2 separate regions of the Homo sapiens genome follow, and region 2 is linked to region 1. The links are chromatin loops, found by intact Hi-C in ENCODE. Cell type or tissue: ascending aorta. All regions are shown on one strand. Links, peaks and the distances in the headings refer to the core of each region. The heading gives the core; the rest is flanking DNA. Region 1 overlaps TTC27 (tetratricopeptide repeat domain 27). Region 2 overlaps TTC27 (tetratricopeptide repeat domain 27).

Region 1 (4,393 bases), core at 161-4,160:
ATGGTACTGGTACAAAAAACAGACACACAGACCAATGGAACAGAATAGAGAGCCCAGGAACAGAGCCACACACCTACAACATGTGATCTTTGAGAAAGTTGACAAAAACAAACAATGGGGAAAGGACTCCTTATTCAACAAATGGTGCTGGGATAACTGGCTAACCACATGCAGAAGACTGAAACTGGACCCCTTTCTTACCCCATATGCAAAAATCAACTCAAGATGGATTAAAGACTTAAATGTAAAACCAAAAACTATAAAATCCCTGGAAGATAACCTAGAAAGTACTATTCTGAATGTAGGGACTGGCAAAGATTCCATGATGAAGATGCCAAAAGCAATTTCAACAAAAACAAAAATTGACAAATGGAACCAAATTAAACAAAAGAGCTTTTGCACAACAAAACAATCAACAGAGTAAAGAGACAACCTACAAAATGAGAGAAAATATTTGCAAATGCATCCAACAAAGGTCTGATATCCATAATCTATAAGGAACTTAAACAAAAAACAAAAAACAACCCCATTAAAAAGTGGGCAAAGGACATGAACAGTCACTTTTCAAAAGAAGACATATGCACAGCCAACAAGCATATGAAAAAAATGCTTAACATCACTAATCACTGGAGAAATATAAATCAAAACTACAATGAGATACCATCTCACAATAGTCAGAATGGGTATTAAAAAGTCACAAAATAACATGCTAAAGAGGTTGTGGAAAAAAGGGAACACTTACATACCGTTGATGGGAATGTAAATTAGTTCAGCCATTGTGGAAAGCAGCTTGGCAATTTCTCAAAGAACTTAAAACAGAACTACCATCAGACTCAGCAATCTCATTACTGTTTATATACCCAAAGGATTATAAATCAGTCTACCATAAAGACACATGTGTGTGTATGTTCATTACAGCACTATTCACAATAGCAAAGGCATGGACTCAACCTAAATTCCCATCAACAGTAGACTAAATAAAGAAAATGGGGTAGGCCTGGCCAGGTGCAGTGGCTCACGCCTGTAATCCCAGCACTTTGGGAGGCCGAGGTAAGCAGATCACAAGGTCAGGAGATCGAGACCATCCTGGCTAACATGGTGAAACCCTGCCTCTACTAAAAATACAAAAAATTAGCCAGGCATGGTGGCAGGCTCCTGTAGTGCCAGATACTCGGGAGACTGAGGCAGGAGAATGGTGTGAACCCGGGAGGTGGAGCTTTCAGTGAGCCGAGATGGTACCACTGCACTCCAGCCTGGGCGACAGAGCGAGACTCCATCTCAAAAAAAAAAAAAGGCGGGGGGGCGGGGGTGCGCTGCATATACACCATGGAATACTACGCAACCCTAAAAAAGAACAAGATTATGTTCTTTGCAGCAACAAAGATGGAGCCAGAGGCCATTAACTTAAGCAAACTAATGCAAGGACAGAAAACCAAATAGTGCATACTCTCACTTATAATTGGGAGCTAAATGTTGGATACACATGGATACAAAGAAGGGAACAACAGACATTGAGGCCTACTTGAGGGTGGAGAGCGGAAGGAGCTAAGAATTGAAAAATTACTTATCAGGTACTATGCTTATTACCTGAGTGACGAAATAATCTGTACACCAAAACCCTGAGACACACAATTTACCTACTTAACAACTTGCACATGTACCCCTGAGCCTAAGTTAAAAGTCAAAAAAAAGAACAAATATTCTAGGAAAAAAGTCATTTAAAAATTGTGAAATCTGACTTAATTAACACAGTTAAGAAAGTCAAATTGCAGTATAAACAGACTTCAGGGACAGAAAACTGCAATAATCTCAAATTTCCAATTCAATGCAATGTCCTCCTGGAAATCCAAGGAAGAAGAAAAATATTCCTGTTGGACAAATATCTTCAGAGGCACAACGGCTTGGACAGGGACAGAACTTCACGACTTAAATTAACAGGTGTAAGAGGTAACCAAGTAATTAAAATTCATTATCAAGATTATTTCAGTAATAAACATAAAACAATCTAACATTGATCTCCAAAGACTGAACTAAGTTTATCTAACACCATGTGAAAGGAGTTTGATATGAAAGAAGACAATGACAAATTTGGTTTGCACAATTTTTTTTTCAAAAATGTTTTGTTTTGGACATAAATAAGGTGGTCCCTTTGAATATATGTAGTTTCCATTAATTTGCTTCACATTTGGATTATAAAATGTTTTAGCCCCTTTGTGTTGCTGTAATAGAATATTAGGATTGGGTCACCTATAACGAGCAGAGATTTTATTTCTTATAGTTCTGGAGACGGGGAAGTCTAAGATGGAAGGGCCAGCATCTGGAAAAGACCTCTTGCTGCATCATCCCATGGCAGAGGCACAAGAGGGAGAGTGAGAGCAAGAGAGAGAGAGGGAAGGAAGCCAAACTCATTCTTTTATCAGGAACCTAACCCCTGAAATACTGGCATTAATCCATTAATGACCTAATCACCTCTTAAAGGTGCCATCTCTCAATACTTTTGCATTGGGGATTAAGTTTCCACCACATCAACTTTGGGAGATGCACATAAACCACAGCATATAAAAGAAAAGGATGTGATCTTCTGATAAAATGTTGAATATAAGAATTTAAGGCTGGGTGCAGTGTCTCATGCCTGTAATCCCAACACTGTGGGAGGCGAAGGAAGGTGAATAGCTTAAGCCCAGGAGTTCAAGACCAGCCCGGGTAATGTGGTGAAACCTTGTCTCTATAAAAAATACAAAAATTGACAGACGTGGTGACGCACACCTGTAGTTGGGAGGCTAAGGCAGGAGAAACAGGTGAGCCCAGGAGGTGGAGATCGCAGTCCCGAGATCATGCCATTGCACTCCAGCCTGGGTGACAAAGTGAGACTCTGCCTCATTTAAAAAAAGAAAAAAAAGAAAAAAAAAGAATTTAGATCAGATGCGGAAGGAAAGGCAGAATGACGATAGAGAACACTATTTTATACTCCACTGGTAGAAAAGCAGGGTGTAAATGATTACTGAAGAATATAATCTTATTTTATTTCAAGCAGCTTCTGAATCATAGCCATTAAAATAGTTTCCATAAACATTATTTTCTTCATTGTCACTAACATCACCACTGCCTTGAACATGCAATAAAAAATTGCAGCCTGAAATAATTTCAGAAGACAGGGTGTTTTTAATAGATTGTCCTCGACTTGGAGTTTCTTCTTCTTCTGTGGATCTTATAATCATGATTTATTTACCTTTAGTTGTGATTAAACATTTTCTTTTCAAGTTTGGCACGTCTCACTTAGAGATCTCTTCCAAATCTGCCATTCCTTAGGACTTGCCGTTGAAGCCTTCAGTGTAACTGCCGGCAACCATGTAAGTCTGTGTAGTCCAGACTGTCACTAACTAGCCAGACAAACTGGGGCAAGGTTACCTGACTTCATCACACCTGCATTTCCTCAACACATAATAGAACAAGATTAAACTTTTTCCTAAGGGGGTCCTTTCTAGCTTATTTTCCTTAAGTCTTTTTTTTTTCTTTTTGAGACAGAGTCTCACTCTGTCACCAGGCTGGAGTGCAGTGGCACAATCTCGGCTCACTGCAAACTCCACATCATGGGTTCAAGCAATTCTCCTGCCTCAGCTTCCTGAGTAGCTGGGATTACAGGTGCCTGCCACCACGCCCAGTTAATTTTTGTATTTTTAGTAGAGACAAGGTTTCACCATTTTGGCCAGGCTAGTCTTGAACTCCTGACCTCAGGTGATCCACACACCTCAGCCTCCCAAAGTGCTGGGATTACAGGCATGAGCCACCGCCCCCAGCCTTTTCCTCAAGTTTTAAGTTTACCATTTTATCACTTTACACTGCTGTGGAAGGGAACAGATTTTCATAGAAACTAAAACAATTAAAAAAACACAACACTGTCTTAATATATACATGTAATTTTAAAATCATTTTCCTCTTATTCCTCAGGGATGCAGTAACTTCAACAAACAAAGTAATATCAAGTTCTGAATCAGGGGAATTGGCAGAAGTTCAGATTATGAGCTAAATGCCTCAACATTGACAGAAACTTAGACAAATTGTGCATTCATCCTGTCACATGATCTGACTAATTTCCAAGATTTCTGCGTTGGGGAAGTAAAGAGAATTTTCTACAGTACTACCCTGCGGAGGCAGAAGTAACTGTCTAATTCTGTTCTACAGGTAGTGGACTACGCAACTCTCTTGATAATGCAGCATTTGAATGGCAAAATGAACGAACCCCAAATATAGTAAGGCCAATGCAAAGGTAAAATGCCAGAGCACAGTGATTTGGCTCTTCTCTTCTTCTTCTTCTTCTTTTTTTTTTTTTTTTTTTTTTTGAGACAGAGTCTTGGTCTGTCACCCAGGCTGGAGTGCAGTGGCACAATCTCAG
Region 2 (4,393 bases), core at 312-4,311, 66 kb after region 1:
TGTCTTCCATAAGAATAACACCTCACCTCCATCCTCTCAAACCTGTATTTTTTTTTTAGCCACTTGGACTTCCTTATGCCATTTTGAACTTACCAACTCCTCCTTTAAAATATATGTTGTGGCCGGGTGCGATGGCTCACACCTGTAATCCCAACACTTTGGGAGGCCGAGGCGGGCAGATCACAAGGTCAGGAGTTCAAGACCAGCCTGGCCAACATGGTGAAACCCTGCCTCTATTAAAAATATAAAAATTAGCTGGGCGTGGTGGCAGGCGCCTGTAGTCCCAGCTACTCGGGAGACTTGAGGCAGGAGAATTGCTTAAACCTGGGAGGCAGAGGTTGCAGTGAGCCGAGGATGCACCATTGCACTCTAGCCTGGGCAACACAGCGAGACCCTGTCTCAAAAAAAAAAAAAAAAATGTTGTATTCATCCTGCTCTGTGGCACTCTATCACCACTTTAATCCGAGTACCAACTCCTTCAGAGGCCCCACAAGAACCCCCTGTGGGGGTGATTTTTCCATCACCTGAACTTCCAGCACATTATCTGTAATTCCCTTGCAAACACATTCCACTGTATTTTATGTATGTCATCTCAGGTTCCAATGTTGTTCACCGTCTACTACCCAACAAGGTAAGAAATCATGTCTTATTCATCTCTATATCCTCCTCAAAGCAATGTATTTTACATAATCTACACAGTAAGAAATACCTTGGATTCAGATGTTCCCCCAATCTGAGAAGATTGCTTCCACACCTGTATGAAACCTCTTCCTTACAGTCTTCTCCTGCTAGTGTGGCACATACTGATCTTTCACTTCTTTGAACTTCTACACTGTTCCTAGAAGTTGGCATCATATTGGACAGCACCTGTTTTTCAAGTTTATAACTCTATTTGAGCCATACATTTCTGAGGGCAGAAACTGCTTTTTTTTATTTTTTATTTTATTTTTTTGAGGCAAGGTCTGACTCTGTCGCCCAGGCTGGAGTGCAGTGGCATGATCACAGCTCACTGCAGCCTGGACCTCCTCAGGCTCACGTGATCCTCCCACTTCAGCTTCCTGAGTTGCTAGGACTACTGGCCATGTCACCATGCCCAGCTAATTTTTGTATTTTTTGGTAGAGATGGGGTTTTGCCATGTTGCCCAGGTTGGTCTCCAACTCCTGGGCTCAAGTGATCCACCCACCTTGGCCTCCCAAAGTGCTGGGATTACAGATGTGAGGCACTGCACCCAGTAGGAAACTGGATTTTAGACATTGTCTTGACTAATGCACAAGCTGAGCATATAGTAGCTTTTTCTTTTATTCGCTGATGCTTTTTCTTACTTGATCAACATATATTTACTTAAAAAAAATAAAAACAAGGAACAACAAGCCAATATAAAAGTATGGCCAGGTATGGTACCTCACACCTATAATCCCAGCTACTCAGGAGGCTGAAATGAGAAGATCACTCGAGGCTAGGAGTTTGAGACCAGGTGGGCAACACTGTAAGACTAAGTCTGTTTTAAAAAAAAAAAAAAAAAAAAAGGGGGGGTGCCAGGTGCAGTGGTTCACACCTGTAGTCCTAGCACTATGGGAGGCCGAGGTGGGGCTGATCACCTGAGGTCAGGAGTTCAAGAGCAGCCTGGCTAACATGATGAAACCCGGTTCCTACTAAAAATACGAAAAATTAGCCAGGTGTGGTGGCATGCGCCTGTAATCCCAGCTACTCGGGAGGTTGAAGCAGGAGAATCACTTGAACCCAGGAGGCGGAGGTTGCAGTGAGCCAAGATTGCACCACTGCACTCCAGCTTGGGCAACAAGAGTGAAACTCCGTCTCAAAAAAAAAAGTATATACGGTGAAGAGTGAAAATCTCTCTTCCACAGCCCCAATATCATCCTCCTCCAGCGGAAAAAATCAGTGACAAAGGTTTACATTCCTCCAGAGCTTCCTCTATGTATGTGCATGTGTGTATATGTACATGTGTACAAGTTATGATAAGTAATTTTGATAAGCTCATTATAAATTATTTGTAACTATATTACTTTACATTATATTACATGAAAGTCTAACAATTAGTTTTCCTTTTAGTTACCTGCAAATATGAGATGACAATTACCAAAAAGCTTTTTTTTGAGATGGGGTCTCAGTACACTGTCCAGGTTGGAGTGCAGTGGCTATTTACAGGAGTCATCATAGCACACTGCAGCTTTGAACTCCTGGACTCAAGCCATCCTCCTGCCTCAGATTTCTAAGTACCTGGGACGACAGGTATATGCCACAGCACCTGGCTCCAAAGAACTTTTTTGCTTGAACTTAATTTCTTCATTTGACTAAGACGTTCCCTTCTAAACTGCTACACACCATAGCCTGGTTCGCTTCTAAAGTGTTATACACCACAACTACTACAACCGTGATGCAACCACAAATGAATTTTGACTCCATGACAAAATCCTTTCAAATTAATACTGTTTCCTCAGTCCATGTAAGGAAATATAAAATTATCTAATAGCAAAGAAATTTCAGACAGTTTTTAACTGAATTCCCTGAGGTGTTGCGTCATTTTCATTCTTTTCCTATCACTATAGCATGAAGTCAGTTTACATCTCAATTATCTGTCCCTTATCTGCTGTCAGCAATAAGTGAGTCAGGTCTGGCAGCTTATTCTTTTACTTTTCTAGACATGGGAATTTAGATACATCCAGTCAAAAAGATTTCACTTTTAAGAAAACACATAATACAAGGCCAGGCACGGTGGCTCACACTTGCAATCCCAGCACTTTGGGTAGCAGGAAGCTCACTTGAGGCCATAAATTCAAGACCAGCCTGGGCAACACAGAGAGACCCCATTTCTACAAAAATTGTTTTTTAGGTAGCTGAGTGTGGTGGTGCGTATCTGTAAACCTAGCTACTCAGGAGTTTAAGGTTATAGTCAGCTGTGATCACACCACTGTACTCCAGGTTGGGCAACAGAGAAGAGACTCTGACTCTAAAAAAAAAAAAACAAAAAACAAACAAAAAAAAACATATAATATGCTGAACTCTCAAAAATCAGATCTATAAATTAACTCTCAAACCAAAAATCTTTATATGGGGGAGGGAAGAATAAAACAAATATAGAGGCCGGGCGCGGTGGCTCATGCCTGTAATCTCAGCACTTTGGGAGGCTGAGGCAGGCGGATCACAAGGTCAGGAGATCAAGACCTTCCTGGCCAACACAATGAAATCCCATCTCTACTAATAATACAAAAAATTAGCTGGGCGTACTGGTGGGAGCCTGTAGTCCCAGCTACTTGGGGGGCTGAGGCAGGAGAATGGCATGAACCCGGAAGGTGGAGCTTGCAGTGAGCAGAGATCGCGCCACTGCACTCCAGCCTGGGAGACAGACAGAGTGAGAGTCGGTCTCCAAAAAAAAAAAAAAAAAAACCAAATATAGAAAGCATAGCCTATTTTTCTACTAGTCAGTGTAACAGACCTTTTCAGTTTGTCAAGAATTGCTTAATATAAAAATAGAGGGCTGGCACAGTAGCTTATGCCTGTTAATCCCAGCACTTTGGGAAGCCAAGGTAGGAAGATCACTTGAAGCCACGAGTTTCAGACAAGCCTGGGCAATGCAGTGAGATCCCATCTCTACAAAAATAAAACTTAAAAAATTGAGCCAGGCATGGTGGCTCACACCTGTAATCCCAGCACTGTGGGAGGCCAAGGCAGGTGGATCACGAGGTCAGGAGATCGAGACCATCTGGGCTAACATGGTGAAACCCCGTCTCTACTAAAAATGCAAAAAATTAGCTGCACATGGTGGTGGGCGCCTGTAGTCCCAGCTCCTCGGGAGGCTGAGGCAGGAGAATCGCGTGAACCCAGGAGGCAGAGGTTGCAGGGAGCCAAGATTGCACCACTGCACTCCAGCCTGGGCGACAGAGCGAGACTCCATCTCAAAAAAAAAAATTAAAATTGAAAATTGAGGCCGGGCACTGTGGCTCACACCTGTAATCCCAGCACTTTGGGAGGCTGAGGCAAGCAGATCATTGAGGTCAGGAGTTCGAGACCAGCCTGACCAACATGGTGAAAATCCATCTCTCCGAAAAATACAAAAAAAATTAGCCGGGCCTGGTGGTGCATACCTGTAGTCCCAGCTACTTGGGAGGCTGAGGCAGGAGAATCACTTGAACCCGGGAGGCGGAGGTTGCACTGAGCTGAGATCACGCCACTGCACTCCAGCCTGGGCGACAGAGTAAAACTCTGTCTCAAAAAAATAAAAAAAGAAAGAAAAAATTGGGGGGAGGCGGGAGGGATAGCATTAGGAGATATATCTAATGCTAAATGACGAGTTAATGGGTACAGCACACCAACATGGCACATGTATACATATATAACAAACCTGCACATTGTGCACATGTACCCTAAAACTTA

Evidence for each region. Hi-C counts contacts between places; a loop is a spot of excess contacts. Peaks named below come from ENCODE experiments on the same cell type or tissue, not always from the same donor. Only the 100,000 strongest peaks of a DNase experiment are listed, where the experiment ranks them.
Region 2: a loop joins it to region 1, with 3 times the contacts of the local background. A loop is called at or near these places in 2 of 110 quality-filtered maps.

What each region holds. Positions count from the first base shown.
Region 1 is chr2:32,711,064-32,715,456 of GRCh38, reverse strand. All of the region lies in intron 10 of TTC27 (tetratricopeptide repeat domain 27), which reads right to left. Among named protein-coding and RNA genes, the nearest start is that of MIR4765, 78 kb to the right of the region's middle. In ascending aorta, for the core only: no CTCF peak of the experiment used is centred there; a DNase peak (open chromatin) is centred at 2,344; H3K4me3 peaks cover 1,074 bases; H3K27ac peaks cover 4,000 bases.
Region 2 is chr2:32,645,571-32,649,963 of GRCh38, reverse strand. The region is part of intron 4 of TTC27 (tetratricopeptide repeat domain 27); the gene reads right to left. Among named protein-coding and RNA genes, the nearest start is that of MIR4765, 13 kb to the right of the region's middle. In ascending aorta, for the core only: no CTCF peak of the experiment used is centred there; DNase peaks (open chromatin) are centred at 2,743 and 3,286; H3K27ac peaks cover 3,653 bases.